Linked DNA regions of Homo sapiens: region 1 is linked to region 2. Evidence: chromatin loops called from intact Hi-C (ENCODE). Cell type or tissue: PC-3. All regions are shown on one strand. Each heading gives the region's core, and the rest is flanking DNA. Links, peaks and the distances in the headings are about the cores only.

Region 1 (5,000 bases), core at 1-5,000, 98 kb after region 2:
GGATGCTGAAGTTTTTCCAATGCTTTTTCCACATTCACTGAGATAATCATGTAATTTTTCCCCTCATTTAATCTGTTAATGTGGTAAACCACATTAATTGATTTTGTAATGTTAAATCAATCTTGTATTCCTAGGATAAGCCCAACTTTCCTATGAAATCCTCTAGACCTAGACTTTTCTTTGTGAAAAGATTTGTAATTACTGACTTTATTTTCGTTTTTAATAATGGTAACAGAATTGTTCAGATATATGGTTTTGTTATTGTTGATCTGTTTGGGTAAGCTATATTGGTCTAGAAATTTTTCCATTTTGTTTAAATTTTCAAATTTATTGGCATGAAGTTTTCATTTTATTCTTTTACAGGTTTACTCCTAAGCCTGCGGCATGAATACAAATGATGGCCCACATACCATATGTCTAAATGTTGATAAGTTATGAATCAAGTTAATGAACTATTAAAGAAAATATGTCCTAGCCTTCTAACTTGACAAATATACCTCTATAACAATCTAAAAAGACAGATTCAAATTTAGAATTCTTTCACTTTTCAAACACCACTTCTTTCTAATCTCCTATATTACTGTTTGTAATTTTCTGTTCTCTGCTGACATGTTCTAATTTTGCTTTTATTTCTTTGAACATCCTATGCATACTTATCTTAGGATCTGTACTGATACTTCCAATCACAGACCTGTGTGTATTTATTTTGATTAGCTGTTTGTTTCTGCTGGTTCTTTTTCCTGGTGACATGTTTCCTGTGTGCCTAGTTATTTTTTGACATTGCTGAACGTTTTAACTAAAATTTTAATTATAGGTGTAATTAAGGCTAAGGTGATAGAATCTCAGAGGGATTTTTTTTGTTTGTTTCTGTCAGGCATCTGGGGTGCTTTCAATCTGGGACCATCTTTTTTATTTTTATTTTTTTAGAAACAGAGTCTCGGTCTGTCACCCAGGTTGAAGTGCAGTGGTGCCATTGTAGCTCATTATAGCCTCCAATTCCTGGGCTCAAGAGATCCTCCCTCTTCAGCCTTCTGAGTAGCTGGGACCATAGGTGTGTGCCACCTTGCCCAGCCTTTTTTTTTTTATTTATTTTTCTGTAGATATGGGGTTTTGTTGATGTTGCTCAGGCTGGTCTCAATCTCCTGGCCTCAGGCCACTCTCTTGCCTTGGACTTCCAAAGTGTTGGGATTACAGGCATGAGCCACCATACCTGGCCCAGAATTTCTTTCTTTTCTTTTCTTTCTTTTCCTTCCTTCCTTCCTTCCTTCCTTCCTTCCTTCCTTCCTTCCTTCCTTCCCTTCCTTCCCTCCCTCCCTCCCTCCCTCCTTTCTTTCTTTCTTTCTTTTCTATTTTCTTTGTAAAATAATATACTTAAAATAGTACTTATGTTATTCTTTTTAATTTATAATTGTGTATTCTGCTTTATAAGATCAAATCAGATTTCTTCCAAAGAAACAAGAAGGCTGGAGGAATGAAGGTCAAGCAGAAATGCTGATGCCTTTCATGAAATGGGGAATTTCAGGAACTGCAGGAAATGGTTCACCATGATTCAGTTGTCTGTTCACCACTAAAAAGAAATAATTCACAGGAAGATGCCAGGAAGTTTCAGGAAACATCTTATATCTATCGTCTGCCAAAACACATGATCTCTTTTTTTTTTTTTTTTTTTTTTTGAGACGGAATCTCACACTGTTGCCCAGGCTGGAGTACAGTGGCACGATCTCTGCTCACTGCAAGCTCTGCTTCCCGGGTTCACGCCATTCTCCTGCCTCAGCCTCCTGAGTAGCTGGGACTACAGACGCCCGCCACCACGCCCGGCTAATTTTTTTGTATTTTTAGTAGAGACAGGGTTTCACCGTGTTAGGCAGGATGGTCTCGATCTGCTGACCTCATGATCCGCCTGCCTCGGCCTCCCAAAGTGCTGGGATTACAGGGTGAGCCACTGCGCCTGGCCACACATGATCTCTTTACTGCCAGTGTCTCAGGAATAATATTATGGTTTCTACTTCTCTCCTACCTTTCAAAAGCTTGTGTGAGTATCTCTCACAGGCAGAACATAATCCAAACCTGTGCTGGCAGGCATTCTGAGAAATGTAGTTCCTAATCTTGTAGCCATTGCAGTTCGAAGATCTTGGAAAATAGATAGTGCTGGGTTTCCCACAGATAATTGGTACAACACAAAATACACCAAAGTGCAGATATTTAATTAAAAGTAAGTAAAAATATCTATAGGTGGTACATGCTCAAAATGTTTTTATGCTAGTGCAATCTAAACCTCCTTGTATAATACTTATCTAGTGCCTATCAGCTCCAGGGAGTCTTTCACTCTCTTATCTCTCCATTACTGTTTCTAGTTCATAATCCTTCTCCCTGCCCTCTTGCTTTTTGATCACCTCCATCCTCATCATCCAGTAGACTTTTAGGACATATCAATTTCCTTCTTCTCCATTTTGTGTAGGTCTTATGCTGTGTAGCTGGTCCTCCTGAAAATCAACCTGGGAAATAGAGGTAGTAGAGGATAAAGATGAGTGGGCAATGCTCAAATGCTCTAATATGGGCTAGAGAGAGGGAAAAGTTGCAAACCACTATTCACTAATAAAATTGTCTCCAGCACACACACAGAAATGATTACAGACAATAGGTTTCTGTCCCTGAGTAACAATAATCTAGTCCCAAAGACCTAGATATTTTGTAAGACTTCTTTCTCCAGCATCCATCTTGTTTTTCAGCTTGCCTTTTTGGCCTCCAGGAACTGGCCTATTATTTCATCTACCCCAACCCATGGACAAGTCAGAGAGCCTTCCTTGCTAAACAAACAAAATAACAGCAACCAAAAAAATTATTCAATGCTCCACCCACTCAACTCTGGCATCCATGAGGGTCATGTGTAGTTCACAGATGATTCACGGGACCATGTCAATGGACTCCCATTCGGAATCAAGAAAGACTCAGCCCTTCCCCCAGGGTGACAGGCAGCTCACCTCTGCACTCTTACATGATTCACTCAGGGCAATAGCACCTTCATCACTCAATGGCAGAGCCTGCCCAAAGTAAGCAGACCACACATCAAAACAGAAAGCTAGTGCCCTCAGCTTGGGTCTACTAGGATCCTGGTGATAAAAAGATAGAGGCTGGAACCAAATACCTCTTACACCTTTGACTTTTCTATGACCAATATTGCCTGTGGAAACAGGGTTAGAATGAAAAGGACCTTATTATCTCTCTGCTCACAGTGACTTGTAGGATTGAAAAAGAACCCTATTGGAAGCTCTGTTCTGGGCTGAAGCCTATCATCCCTCCTAGCATGAAGGAGATACTTGAGTCATTCTTACTGGGTTCCTGGGCTGCACTGTGAATGCCAGCATCTGCTTCACGGGAGAGGAAGGAAGAAAAGAGAGAAGCAGAAAAGATATTTATGCAAAGTATCCTGTATTAGTTCCATACTTTACTTGGTTCGGTATTAAGTGACTTCTTTTTTAATATCTTAAAGTAGCAGAGGAAGGTAGGCTACAGGCATTTTAATGTAAATGTGGATTTCTGGGTAAATACAATTTAATAGTGGTTTCTACTTTGTGGATGATCCTATGCCCCCAACTGAGGAACTTGTTCTTAATGCCACACTTCCTGGGGAAGACACAGCTGCCAAATTCCTTTGCACAATCCCTAAAGAATGTTTTTGCCTTGAAAGTGTATTTGCTCAGCCTTGTCAGGTTTGGCTGTGAAGGGTGGGTCAGCCCACTGGGTGTGCTGCATACCTTCCTGGAGAGACCCAGGAAGCTGCCCAGCTACGCAAAGGGCAGTCAAATCTCTAGGTGGAACATTAGAATTTGTTTACTATGGTTAGGAATTTGCCCAGAGGTATCTGAAGTGCTTTGCTGAGGCTTTCTGGATGATAATTTTTTTGTTGCAGTTTTTAAATGTTTGTTTGTTTACAGAAAATGACTTCACCAACATAATTTTTAACCTTTCTTGATTTACCTCTGTGAAATCAGTGAAATATATTGGCGCTGTTTCTAGAAATTTCTGCAGTCAACTCAAGTAGCACCTGAAAAAGTCCCACAGCCTGTTGGCCAGTACATGTGCAGGATGTACAGGTTTGTTACCTAGGTAAACATGTGCCAGGGTGGTTTACTGCACATATTGTCCTGTCACCCAGGTATTAAGCCTGGCATCCACTAGCTATTCTTTCTGTTCCTCTCCTTCCTCCCACCCGCAATCTTCTGACAGGCACCAATGTGTGTTTTTCCCTCACATGTGTCCACGTGTTCTCATTGTTCAGCTCCTGCTTACAAGTGAGAACATGCAGTATTTGGTTTTCTGTTCCTGTGTTTGCTAAGGATAATGGCCTACAGCTCCATCCATGCCCCTGCAAAGGACATGATCTCCTTCCTTTTTATGGCTGCATAGTATTCCGTGGTGTATATATACCACATTATCTTTATCCAGTCTATCATTGATGGGCATTTAGGTTGATTCCATGTCTTTGCTGTTGTGAATAGTAAAGCTGCTGATTTGACTGTATGACCCATCGCTTCACTAATTGAGCCTTGTCTTACTTCAGTAGAGACTCCTATGGGGTTTTTTTTACCCAGCTTGACTCCAGATTTTTCATTTCATTTTCATTCCATTACTGTTGGGAGAAATAAAGATTTGGAAGAAAGAGTCAAGGACAATAGATCTTATAAAGTTGCTTCATCAGAAACCTACTGGGGATTACTTTTGCTGTAAGACAGAAATTTCCTCCTACTTAATATTTTTTTTTTAATTTGGAACCCATCTATTTCAACAGATGTAAAATAGACCTTGGTTGGAAAAGGAAAGGCAGAGAGGGAATATCTGCTTATGGATATTAGTGATTGAGGATAATGCACTTTATGTATGCCCTTTTCTGTAGTTGAAGATGAATATAATAGTGTGTGGACAACACAACCTTTCCTTAAGTAAATGCGCATGTAAAAGTGGCTTACATTCCCATGTAGGATACAGGAAGAATAATATTT
Region 2 (12,812 bases), core at 4,514-9,513:
CAGCCTTCTCAGGGACAAGCAAGCATCTCTCTGACTGACTCCATAGGAACCCAGAATTCCTTCCTGCACTCCACTTGAAGCCTGACTATAGTATGTAGTCTGCACAACCCATGCTCAAACCTTTTGGTTCCTGTTTACAAAGATCTGCTCATAAGCATGAGGCAATCCACACAGGGTCTGCTCTGAAGCCAGCTTCATCATTGCTGTAAACAGTTATTGGGAAAATTTTTGATTGTGGCCAAGCCATGTCTCACCCTTGAGCTCCTTCCAGACCCCTGGGCACACCAGCTAATGTGCATAACCAACAGCTCAACATAGGGTAGGCAGTGTCACACAAAGGATATTAATTTCATGTGGGATACCTCTCTCTGGGGCATGCTGACTTTTTATTTGTTTATACAGAAACAATTGTTAAAACATCTGCTACAATACTGTGAAATCTTTTTGAAAATTGGACCTTTTGCTCGAGCAGCACAGCTGAGAAAGCTCGTGTTTATCAAAGTAGAGATAAATTGTATGTTGACAAAATGAATTCAGTGGAGTATCTGTTATAACATTTCATGAGAGCAAGTACAATGTCAACCAAAGCTTTCCTGCATTAAATAGGAAATACCTTTGTCTGTTTGAAGCTTTAAAGCTCATTAGTATGCTATTACCTTGACTTTTTAAAATTGTATGACTCTATCATATAGAATGCTCCATATAAACTTTTGTGGAAAACAATTTTAAATACAATTCAAAATATATCTGAGGGCTGACCTGGTATGGTAGAGAAGATATGTTCAAAATGTCATTACTTTTTCTCCTTCGGTAGAAGATTGAACAACTTTTCTGATTTTAAAGTTATTACATGCTCACATCAGCATCCCTAAGGAGCTGATATTGACCTATGAACATGCAAAAGCAATAGTCCTGCTGTTTTGCTTCTATAATGCAACAGAAAAACATTTGGCTTATACAATTAAGATAATCTGATTGCATCACAGACCTGTCTTTTTTGAGTTTAAGTGATTTCTGTCTCGTGTTGTATGGAAGAAAATATAATTTTTCCCATCTTTTAGTATCAGAAAATTTGCAGATCTTGTTGCTGAATGGCTTATCTTTAGAAGAAATTTTGAAATTGCAACATGAGTACCAGTTTTCACATGTGATAATTGATATGATTTACTGGTAGCTTTTTTAAGCAGAAGCATGTGTCTGGTGGGAAGTGAAAATTCAATCTGTTTGTGGTTTGCCCTCCTTGATATCAATCACGGATTTTAACTGATTTGCCTAGTTGCTTAGGCATCTTGTAGAGAAATTTTAGAATGAAGAAACTCCAGTGTATTAAATTCAATCTGTTACCTTGCTGATCAAGACACTTGCTTTTGCTGGGCTCAATTTGCTCCATTTCTCTCTCTCTCTCACGCACGCGCACGCACACACACACACAATCAGAATGAAATAACAGCAGAGACATTTTAATCTGCTTTAGAGAAAAATAAAAAGTGTAGTATTGTTTAATCTATTTTAGAGAAACATAAAAATATAGTATTACTAGGACTCTGTCTTTTCTGTTTAAGTAATATGCTACGCCAATATTGTGATGCCTAGCTGGTAGCTTGAGATCTGACCTCACAATGACAATGCTTTATTGCTCCCTTCATGCAGATGCCTGGTAACCAGGAGTCCTAGTTTAGCTCTTCAACACTCTTAGAAAATAATCTTTAGTTTCAGTGTATTTGAAAGCCTATTGATCTGCCACTAGTTAGACCCATAGACTAGCCACACCAGGTTTCTTACCCAAATTTTAACCCTGAAGATCCTACTACTTAATCATTTTCAAAAACTCCATTTAGAAGAACAAAATGAATACATTTTACTATTTAATATTTAAAACCTGGCCTAAAGGAATAATATTAACGTATATGAATATCTAATATTCATAGCTATGTATGCTATAGCTTTACCATTGGGGCAAGCCAGACCATGAAAGAACTGTACCCCACATTATATACATTTGCTTTCTGCTTCACATTTGGGTGTTATGACATCAGCTGCCCTCCCAGACCCACCGTTCTAGGGTACAGCAGAACTCAAAGTGTTTGTCAACTTGGACTTCCGCCTGTCCACTAGCTTGCCTTAAGCAGATTCTGAGGAGCTGCACTCAAGATTGATCCCCTATGTTCTTTTGGTCTCATATTCTCTAGCCTTTCTTGTAACAGGCATACCAGGTCAAATGAGGGACATCTGTCCATTTGCAAACAAGCCAACCTCATCCCTGAGGTCAGTGATGAAGTGCTGAGTAACGAACTGGAAAAGCAAATAAGTAAAGGAGTTAGGAAGGACACTTTCTTATTCGGAGCTCACTAGAGAATGTGATTTTTCCTGAACAACTGCATACTTCCTAGTATGCCTTTTGGTAAACTACCCACGTTTCCCACAATATGTACCTGATATGGAGAGGGAAAAAAGCAAACCATGGCGGTCTAAGCAGCTTAGATTTGATAAAAATAATAAGGTAATTGCATACATTTTGCTTTTGTTTTGTCTCTAAAACCATTGTCTTTCTCATGGGTCAAACTGGGCTAGTGGGCTGAGGATATTTTGTTTTTGAAAGGGTTTTAATAGCATCTCTGACCAAATTTGCTTCACTTAAAATATTCTTTAGTGAAACAAGATTACCTCCTCCCACCTCAATCCCCTACAACCCAGTTTATTAACTATGAGATCTAATGAAATTATTCTCAGCTGGTCCCAGAAAAACAACACACTCTGTTTACCAGCTTTTTTTAATCAACAGGATTAAGACATGTAGCTTCCAATTATGCATACAAAAGGAGAAATGGTGATGTTTTTGCTTTGTCTGAACAGAGTGGTTCCTTCAGTTCATTTTCCAAACCCTTCTGCCAGAACAAGCTGGTTCTTCTGGGAAGACGGAACTGCCTACGGCCATATGCACCCATCTGTTCTTCTCTGCAAAAATGTCTTGGCCTTTTCCACACAGAGCCAGTGGGTGGTGGGGGTGACCACTGCAGGTGGACAGGCCAGGTAAGCCTCGGTCAGGTAAGGGGACATTCGTGGTTAAATGTGCAAGTATAAGAAAACCATTAAAAAAGAAGAGTTTGCTGTAACAAAGTTACTTCTCTGCCCCTGCTGTGGGCCATTAGTTATTTCTCTGCAGAGAAATAACTTTCTTAAAGCAAACTCTGCTTTGTAATGGTTTTCTTATTGGCCCACAGCCCTCTGCTGGCCCTATACTCTGAATCTTCTTATAGAAATGCTCTTCTTGGTCTTTGCTAGACATTGTCAAATAGCTTGTTTATGTGCTGTTTGCATTGCAGCTCTGAGATCACACCTGTATGCAGTTCTATAATTCTTTTGCCAAGGACAACAATTAGCTTCTGGTTTTTTTGTTTGTTTGTTTCCTTGCTTAATTTATATTTCAACAACTCCTGGAAAATACACTTGAATTTGCAACCTCCACAACAGGATCACGCGGGAAGCATATAGGAGCTTGTGGAAGAATGGGTTGAGAGAAGGAAATTGATGTTTCTTTTTTATTTATTTTATTTTAAGGGTAAAATTATTATGAATACTACTGTTTTAAAATATTTTATTTCCATAGGTTTTGGGGGAACAGGTGGTATTTGGTTACATAAGTTCTTTAGCCATGATTTGTGAGACTTTGGTGCACCCGTCACCCAAGCAGTGTACACTGAACCCAATTTGTAGTCTTTATTCCTCACCCCCTCCCACCCTTTCCCCCTGTGTCCCCAAAGTCCATTTTGTCATTCTTATGCATTTGCATCCTCATAGCTTAGCTTCCATTTATGCGTGAGAGCATTCAATGTTTGGTTTTCCATTCCTGAGTTACTTCACTTAGAATAGTAGTCTTCAATCCCAGCCAGGTTGCTGTAAATGCTGTTAATTCATTTCTTTTTTATGGCTGAGTTGTATTCCATTGTGTATATATACCACCGTTTCTTTATCCACTTATTGATTGGTGGACATTTGGGTTGGTTCCACATTTTTTCAATTGCAAATTATGCTGCTATAAACATGCATGTGCAAGTATCTTTTTCATATAAAGACTTCTTTTCCTCTGGGTAAATAGCCAGTAATGAGATTGCTGGATCAAATGGTAGTTCTACTTTTAGTTCCTTAAGGAGTCTACATACTGTTTTCCATAGTGGTTGTACTAGTTTACATTCCCACCAGAAGTGTAGAAGTGTTCCCTTTTCACCACATCTCCACCAACATCTATTATTTTTGATTTTTTGACTATGGCCATTCTTGCAGGGGTAAGGTGGTATCATATTGTGGTTTTGATTTGCATTTCCCTGATCATTAGTGCTGTTGAGCATCTTTTCATATGTTTGTTGGCCATTTGTATATCTTCTTTTGAGAACTGTCTATTCATATTCTTAACCCACTTTTTGATGGGATTTTTTTTTCTTGCTCATTTGTTTGTGTTCATTGTAGATTCTGGATATTAGTCCCTTGTCGGATGTATAGATTGTGAAGATTTTCTCTCACCCTGTGAGTTGTCTGTTTACTCTGCTGACTGTTCCTTTTGCTTTGCAAAAGCTCTTTAGTTTAATTAAGTCCCACCTATTTATCTTTGTTTTTATTGCATTTGCTTTTGGGTTCTTTGTCATGAAATCCTTGCCTAAGCCAATGCCTAGAAGGGTTTTTTCCGATGGTATCTTCTAGAATTTTTATAGTTTCAGATCTTAGATTTAAGTCCTTGATCCATCTTGAGTTGATTTTTGTATAAGGCGAGAGGTGAGGATCTAGTTTCATTCTCCTACATATGGCTTGCCAATTATCCCAGCACCATTTGTTGAATAGGGTGTCTTATGTTTTTGTTTGCTTTGTCAAAAATAAGTTGGCTGTAAGCATTTGGGTTTCTTTCTGGGCTCTCTATTCTGTTCCACAGGTCTATGTGCCTATTTTTATACCAGTACCACGCTGTTTTGGTGACTATGGCCTTATAGTATAGTTTGAAATCAGGTAATGTGATGCCTCCAGATTTGTTATTTTTGCTTAGCCTTGCTTTGGCTATGCGGGCTCTTTTTTTGGTTCCATATTAATTTTAGGACTTTTTTTTTTTAGTTCTGTGACAAATGATGGTGGTATTTTGATGGGAATTGCATTAAATTTGTAGATTGCTTTTGGCAGTATGGTCATCTTCACACTATTGATTCTACTCATTTATGAGCATGAGATGTGTTTCCATTCCTTTGTGTCATCTATGATTTCTTTCAGCAGTGTTTTGTAGTTTTCATTGTAGAGAGGTCTTTCACCTCCTTGGTTAGGTATATTTCTAAGTATTTTATTTTATTTTATTTTTGAAACTATTGTAAAAGGGGTTGAGTTCTTGATTTGATTCTCAGCTTGGTTGCTACTGGAGTATAGCAGAGCTACTGATTTGTGTACATTAATTTTGTATCCTGAAACTTTGCTGAATTCATTTATTAGTTCTAGGAGCTTTTTGGAGGAGTCTTTAGGGTTTTCTAGGTACACGATCATATCAACAGCAAACAGTGACAGTTTGACTTCCTCTTTACTGATTTGGATGCTCTTTCTTTCTTTCTCTTGTCTGATTGCTCTGGTTAGGACTTCTAGTACTATGTTGAATAGAAGTAATGAGAGTGGGCATTCCTGTCTTGTTCCAGTTATCAGGGGGAATGCTTTCAACTTTTCTGCATTCAGTATTATGTTGGCTGTGGGTGTGTCATAGATGGCTTTTGTTACATAGAGGTATGGATGTTCCTTTTTTTGAAAAAAATTATTTGATCCAGCAATCCCACTACTGGGTATCTACCCAGAGGAAAACAAGTCATTATACGAAAAACATACTTGCACACCTATGTTTATAGCAGCACGATTCTCAATTGCAAAGGTATGGAACCAGCCCAAATGCCCATCAAACAATGAGTGGATAAAGGAATTGTGTTATATATACACTATGGAATACTGCTCAGCTATAAGGAGGAATGAAATAATGGCATTCGCAGTGACCTGGATGGAATTGGAGATTATTATTCTAAGTGAAGTAACTCAGGAATGGAAAACCAAGCATCGTATGTTTTCACTTATAAGTTGGAGCTAAGCTACGAGGATACAAAGGCATAAGAATGATACAATAGACTCTGAGGACTTGGGGGAAAGGATGGGAGGTGCTGAGAGATAAAAGACTATGCTGTACATTGGGTATAGTGTACACTGCTCGGGTGATGGGTGCACCCAAATCACAGAAATCACCACTAAAGAACTTATTCATGTAACCAAACACCACCTGTTCCCCAAAAACCTATTGAAATAAAAAAAGTGCAAGAAATTTACATGTGCCAGTGCTTTTTTTCACTTAATCTCTCTCTCTCTCAGCTGTTTTATTTCTAGGTCCTTAATTCTAATAATATGTGACTTCCTAACATTTCATTTGACTAAAAATTACAAAACTGATCTGAAATTCACCATAGTGGGGTTTTACCATGTGGGTAAAGTGGACCCACAGACTTAAAAATTGTAGAATCTGAGAGTAAGAAGCAACTTATGCAATCCTCTAATTTAGTTCTTTCATTTTTCAGAGAAGGAAACTGAGGCTCAGCGAAGTTACGTGATTTGCCTATAGTTACAGAGCTAGTAAAAAGTTTAAACTGTTAGATGAACTCCTATTTGCTACTCTACCCAGTGACAGAGAATACTGAATGCATCTATTTACTCAGACATATGAACTATAGTGACTAAAAACAGTTGTGATGTGTGATGTACATTGTTGGGGGTCAGAATATAATACACCAAAATGAAGGTCTCAGAGCAGCATGGAAGCAAAAGTTTTTCTCTGACTTTCTCTGGTCCTCCTGTCTCTGGCCCCCTCATACTCCCTTGAGGCTAGCCATAGAAACTAGAATCCCTCCTCCAAGGTGGGTCATAGAAAACCAGAACCCTTTATCCCAAAGCCAGCCATAAAAACCTAAAAATATTACTTTAACTTTACCTCCACCTTTCTGTGTAAAAACTTGTCATAAAGAAATTATCTGACCTACCTTGTTTGATTGTAGATTGCAAGAGCCCCCATTCTAGAGAGGGTCCTGTCCCATACCCAGAAGGAAGGAATGCTGCACAGAGGCCAAGAAGAATCCAGACAGACAGGCCTTGCCGGGCTTCCCCGCTCAGTCTGTTTGTTTTAGACCATGCCTTCTTTGTCCAGTCATATTTCTACAAGCCTGACCATACTTTGCTGAACCAAAGCATGAACATGGACAGTTTGCTCTATATCTTTGGGTCTTCATCCTGAAGGATCCTGTGTCACATATAAAACTATGATCAAATAAATTTGTATGCCTTCCTCCTATTAATCTGCCTTTTGTCAGTTGATTTTAAGTGAACCTTTGGAAAGCTAAAGGGAAGCTTTCCCTAGGTCCCTGTAACATGTTATGTTTTAGAGGTTTCAAAATTATTCAAATGCTTTTGTATGTTTTGAATATTTTCATGGCATGACACACGTTCGTGTGTGTGTGAAACTTTGCATAATTTTAGTAGTTTTAACTTTTGCTGTCATAAAAATAATTTAGTTTTATATTTAGGAAAATCTTAAAACTCTATGGTTAGTTGGTAAATAGTGATAAAAGAAAAAATTTCAGCCAAATTAAATTTAAAGGAGTTTGCTTGAACAATGAATGATTCACGAATCAGGCAGCCCCCAGAATCGCAGCAGATTCACAGAGACTCCAGTGCAGCCATGTGGTGGGAGAAGATTTATAGAACAAAAAGAGGGAAATGACATACAAAAATCAGCAACGAGGTACAGCAACGGCTGGACTGGTTACAGGTTGGCATTTGCCTTATTTGAACACAGTTTGAACACTTAGCAGCCTATGAGTGGTTGAAGTATGGCTGCTGGGATTGGCCACAGCTATTATTACAGGTGCATACTCCTAAATTAGGTTTTCAATCTTGTCTGACTATTAAGCTACATTACAGTTCATCTACAAGGACTCAAATATAGAAGTATGGAGTCCTTCTCAGGCTATATTTAGTTTGCTTTAACAATAGATACTGGTAGAAAGATTAAAGAGAGTCATAAAGTATGTCCACTTCATGCAGCTATAAGGTTGGACTAATTAGGCAAAGTAGATAATACATCTGAAAAATTCTGGCAAAAAATCAAAACAAAACAAAACAATCAAATTCACCATTTATTTTCCAAACCAAAATTTCTTTGGTTTTTGCTTATTTGTGTTTATACTTCTGTAAAATTCCTACTCAGAGTACCTAGTTGATCATAATCTCAGAATAAGTTATTAAACTTTATAGTCTGTACTTCCTACTGAGGTATAATCATTATATATATATCTGAAATTTAATGGTGTCACTTTCTCAGCAGTGCTATTGAAGTGATTAAGCTATTATATATCTAATTATTTTGAAATTAAAAATAAAGATTTTGTACAGATTAGGGGGTCTCACTGTGTTGCCCAAGCTGATCTTGAACTCCTGGGCTCACATAAACCTCCCACCTTGGCCTCCCAAAATGCTGAGATTGCAGATGTGAGCCATCATGCTCAGCCTTTTTTTTTTTTTTTGACATTTTAAAATTAATACACATTGTACATATTTATGGGGGTAGATGTGATATTTTGTTATGTGCATAGACTGTGTAATGATCAAGTCAGGGTTTTTGGGGTGCTTGTCACCTCCAATGTTTATCATTTCCAAGAGCTAGGAACATTTTAAGTGCTCTCTTCTAGTTATTTTGAAATATACAATACATTGTTAACTATAGTCACACTACTCTGCTGTTGAACATTAGAACTTATTCTATCTAGCTGTATGTTTGTACTCTTTAACCAACCTGTCTTTGTTACCCCCTTCCCACCACAGACACATTCTTCCCAGCCTCTGGTAATCATCATTCTACTCTCTATCTCTATGTGATCAACTTTTTTAGCTCCCACATGTGTGTGAGAAAATGTGATGTGTGTCTTTCTGTGCCTGGATCATTTCACTTAACATAATGACCTCCAGTTCCACCCATGTTGCTGCAAGTGACATGATTTCATTCTTTTCATGGCTGAATAGTATTCCATTGTGGTGTATATATACTATATTTCCTATATCTATTTGTCCATTGATGGATACTTAGGTTGATTCCATATCTTTGCTATTGTAAACAGAGCTGTGATAAGCATGCGAGTGGAGGTATCCCTTTGGTATACTGATTTCTTTTCCTTTGGATAAATATCCAATGGTGGGGTTGCTGGATTATATAATAGTTCTGTTTTTTGTTTTTTTGAGTAATTGCCATACTGTTTTCCATAATGGCTATACTAATTTACTAATATTTAATGATATCTCACTGTGGTTTTGATTTGCATTTCCCTGATTATTAGGGATGTTGAGTATTTCTCATATACCTGTTGACCATTAAATTATGTTTTAATATGATATCTCTGTAAAGGTTAAGTACTTTTTAGGACATGGACCTGGAATGATTGCCAGAATTCATCGTTTGAATGGAATTAATTTTCAAATTTAGCAGGCATATACTTTCCATTTCTCCATCCTACTAAATAAATTAAAAGTTAATTTACCAGGGTGGTGGGCTTGACAGGAACAGGGAACAAGTTTTACTTTCATTTTCTGGGACCACTCCTGAGCTTGATATGCCTTTTAAACACTGACCCTCTGCCTGCCTATCTGCTTTTACTTATACTCACCTTGGAGCAGGTTCTCTTCTCTACTTCCTTTTCTGGGCAGTCTCCAGGGCGGCTTTAGCCTCTTCACTTGCTTCTGTTACAGCATGACTAACCCAGAGCTTGCCCAAAATGTGGTAGTCTGATGAATGGTCCTCCAAAGATGTCCATGGTCCTAATCACTGGGATCTGTGAGTATATTACTTTTTATGGTAAAAGGGATTAGCAGCTATGGTTAAGTTAAGGGTTTAGAGATGAGGAGATTATCCAGATAGGCTTAACGTCATCACAAGGTTCTTTATAAGCAGAAGTCAGGAGGATCAAAGTCAAAAAAAGAAGATGTGATGACAAAACCAGAGGTTGGAGGGATGTCCTTTGAAGATGGGAAAGGGGCCAGGAGCTACGGAATGTAGGCAGCTTCTACCAACTGGAAAAGCGAAGGAAACAGATTCTTCCCTGAGCCTCTGGGAGGCAGCAGTCCCGATAAGACCTGGATTTTAGACTTCTGACCTCCACAACTGTAGGAGAGTAATTTGTGTTATTTCAAGTTACTCTATTTATGGTAACTTGTTATAGCAGCAGTAGGGAACTCATCCAATTACCATATATATAAAAGCTCTTTCAAGATCATAATACCATGTTAGGTATTATTCGTAGTAGAATATCATAATACTTACAAGTCCTTTTCCTTAATATTGTATTTAAAAATTAAATGTATTTTTAAAAAATGTATTTCAAAGCTTGCTTAAAAATATTCTTGTAGACAAATATTGTACTATTTCTGTATTTTAAAATTAATTTGTTCAGTTTATACTTATTAAACATCTATTATGTGCAAAAGAGTATGTTGCAGAGGACACAGAAATGTTTAGGACATGGACTTTAATTCCAAGGATCTCATAAGGTTGACCTCTAGAAGCTATACTATTGCATAAATAACTGTTGCCTGGGTTGGCATACTGTATTAGCTAGCTACGGCTGCATAATAAAGTACCACAGACTGGGGGGCTCAGACAACAGTAATTTATTTTCCCACAATTCTGGAAGCTAGAAGTCCAAGATCAAGGTGTTGTGAAAGGAAAATAAATCTTAGGACCCCCCAAAATCACCAAGCCAAGGGAAAAGTCAAGCTGGGAACTACCTCAGGCAAACCTGCCTCCTATTTTATTCCTAGATAAGATAGCTAAAAAGGTAAAAGAGCTCCATACTTCCCTCACAATTTTCCTATAAGGAATTCTTCATGGGGCTCAAGATTTTTGCCCTAACGCAGTTCTGCTGAATTTCACCCTGGCAATGTAAACGGATAGCTTATCTCCACCGATGCAGGACATAAAGTCACCCCTCTGCTTACCTGAAACAAATGCACATCTATCTGATTTCTTCCTCTACCCTATTGTTTATGTAAAAATGCAGAATCACTGAGCCAGACTAAATTGTGTATTCAGTGGAAGGCTGACCAAGGACTCAAAAGAATGCAACTTCTTCTCTCTTATCTACCTATGACCTGGAAATCTCTGCTTCAAGTTGTTGCACCTTATGGGACCGAACCAATTTACATCTTACACATATTGATTGATGTCTCTTGTCTCTCTAAAATGTGTAAAAGCAAGCTGTACCCTGACCACCTTAGCACATTGTCAGGACCTCCTGAGGTTGTGTCACATGCGTGTCCTTAACCGTGACAAAATAAACTTGATAAATTGGTTGAGACCTGTCTCAGATATTTTGGGTTCACAGGATTGATTTCTTCTAAGCTCTGTCTCTCCTTTGCTTATAATGTGTTTCCTCCTTTGTTTTTACTTGGTCTTCCCTTTGTGCCTGTGTCCTACTTTTTTTTTTTTTTTGAGATGAAGTCTTGCTCTTTTCCCCCAGGCTGGAGTGCAATGGCGCAATCTCAGCTCACTGCAACCTTCACCTCCTGGGTTCAAGCGATTCTCCTGCCTCAGGCTCCTGAGTAGCTGGGATTACAACCATGTGCCACCATGCCCAGCTAATTTTTGTGTTTTTAGTAGAGATGGGGTTTCACCATGTTGGCCAGGCTGGTCTTGAACTCCTGACCTCAGGTGATCTGCCCGCCTCGGCCTCCCAAAGTGCTGGATTACAGGCTTGAGCCACTGTGCCCGGCCCTATTCTCCTCTTCTTATAAGGATACCAGCCATATTGGGTTACAACCCACCCTCATGACCTCATTCAAACTTAATTACCTCCATGAGGATCGCATCTCCAAATACAATCACATTCCAAGGTAAGGGGGTTGAGATTTCAATATAAAAATTGGGGGAGAACACAGTTCAGCCCATAACACATGCTAAGTGTGTGCTTTGGGAAAATTCAGAGAAGAGTGAGCTACTCTAGATATTGCTAATAGTAGAATTCACTCACAAATCAACTGATTAACAATGACATACTTGCCATGTGTGGTTACTGATAATCCAAGAATGAGCTATCCTTCCCAGAATGTACGGTGACAAATGGAGGAATCCTGATGAAGACATATAGAAACAGTAAATAAAATGATGGAACACATTTATGTCTTCATGAAAAGCACTTAGAACCAAGTACAGAAATTCTTTGGTGCAGTTGTTCAATTCCATTCTCAGGTGACAAACAAAGCCAACAGCTATGAGCCTTCTGATGATTCTGCCCTTTTGAAGTAACTAAGTTTGCACAATGACATTTACTATACTTTTAGGAACTGGCATGCCTAGGCTTAATGCATCTTTGTTGAGACAAAAAAAAAAGTTATGGTTTCTATAAGAGAATCTGTTCCAGGAGAAAGAGAATGACATATTGGATATGTTAGATAAGCAAAATATGCTAAGTTCCTTGGGGTCCTAATTAACATATTCCAGAGAAAAGTCCCACCCTAAAGTTTAGGTTCAATTATCAGAGGTCAAAATGTAATTCTGTTAGGAAAGCAGACAATGTTCACAGCAATCCTTTCATGTCCTTATGAACAAAAATGAAAATGTTCAAGTTGGTGGGAACTCATAGGAGTTAGTAATTTAATCAACATACTTTGGCCCATCATTGGGCCAAATTCTAGTGCTCTAATGCTGTAGATGGAAATATGTGGACAAAGGACTGAGCAAGATAAGATGGTCATTTAAGATAACTCATTCATTATAA

Evidence for each region. A loop is a pair of places that touch in the nucleus more often than their neighbours do. Peaks named below come from ENCODE experiments on the same cell type or tissue, not always from the same donor. Only the 100,000 strongest peaks of a DNase experiment are listed, where the experiment ranks them.
Region 1: it touches region 2 in a loop (3-fold over the local background); 1 of 110 quality-filtered maps calls a loop at or near these places.

What each region holds. Positions count from the first base shown.
Region 1 is chr13:77,518,459-77,523,458 of GRCh38, forward strand. No RefSeq gene overlaps it. Among named protein-coding and RNA genes, the nearest start is that of SCEL, 15 kb to the right of the region's middle. In PC-3, for the core only: no CTCF peak of the experiment used is centred there; DNase peaks (open chromatin) are centred at 2,923 and 3,713; H3K4me3 peaks cover 1,106 bases; H3K27ac peaks cover 2,957 bases.
Region 2 is chr13:77,415,761-77,428,572 of GRCh38, forward strand. It overlaps LOC124903185, which reads left to right and starts at 1,881. Exons shown (of 3, transcript XM_047430828.1): 1 at 1,881-2,500; 2 at 2,854-3,030; 3 at 7,050-7,342. The coding sequence starts at 2,438. The coding sequence ends at 7,178. It overlaps LOC124903186 (a long non-coding RNA gene), which reads left to right and starts at 11,836. Exons shown (of 4, transcript XR_007063828.1): 1 at 11,836-11,928. In PC-3, for the core only: no CTCF peak of the experiment used is centred there; no DNase peak of the experiment used is centred there; H3K27ac peaks cover 555 bases.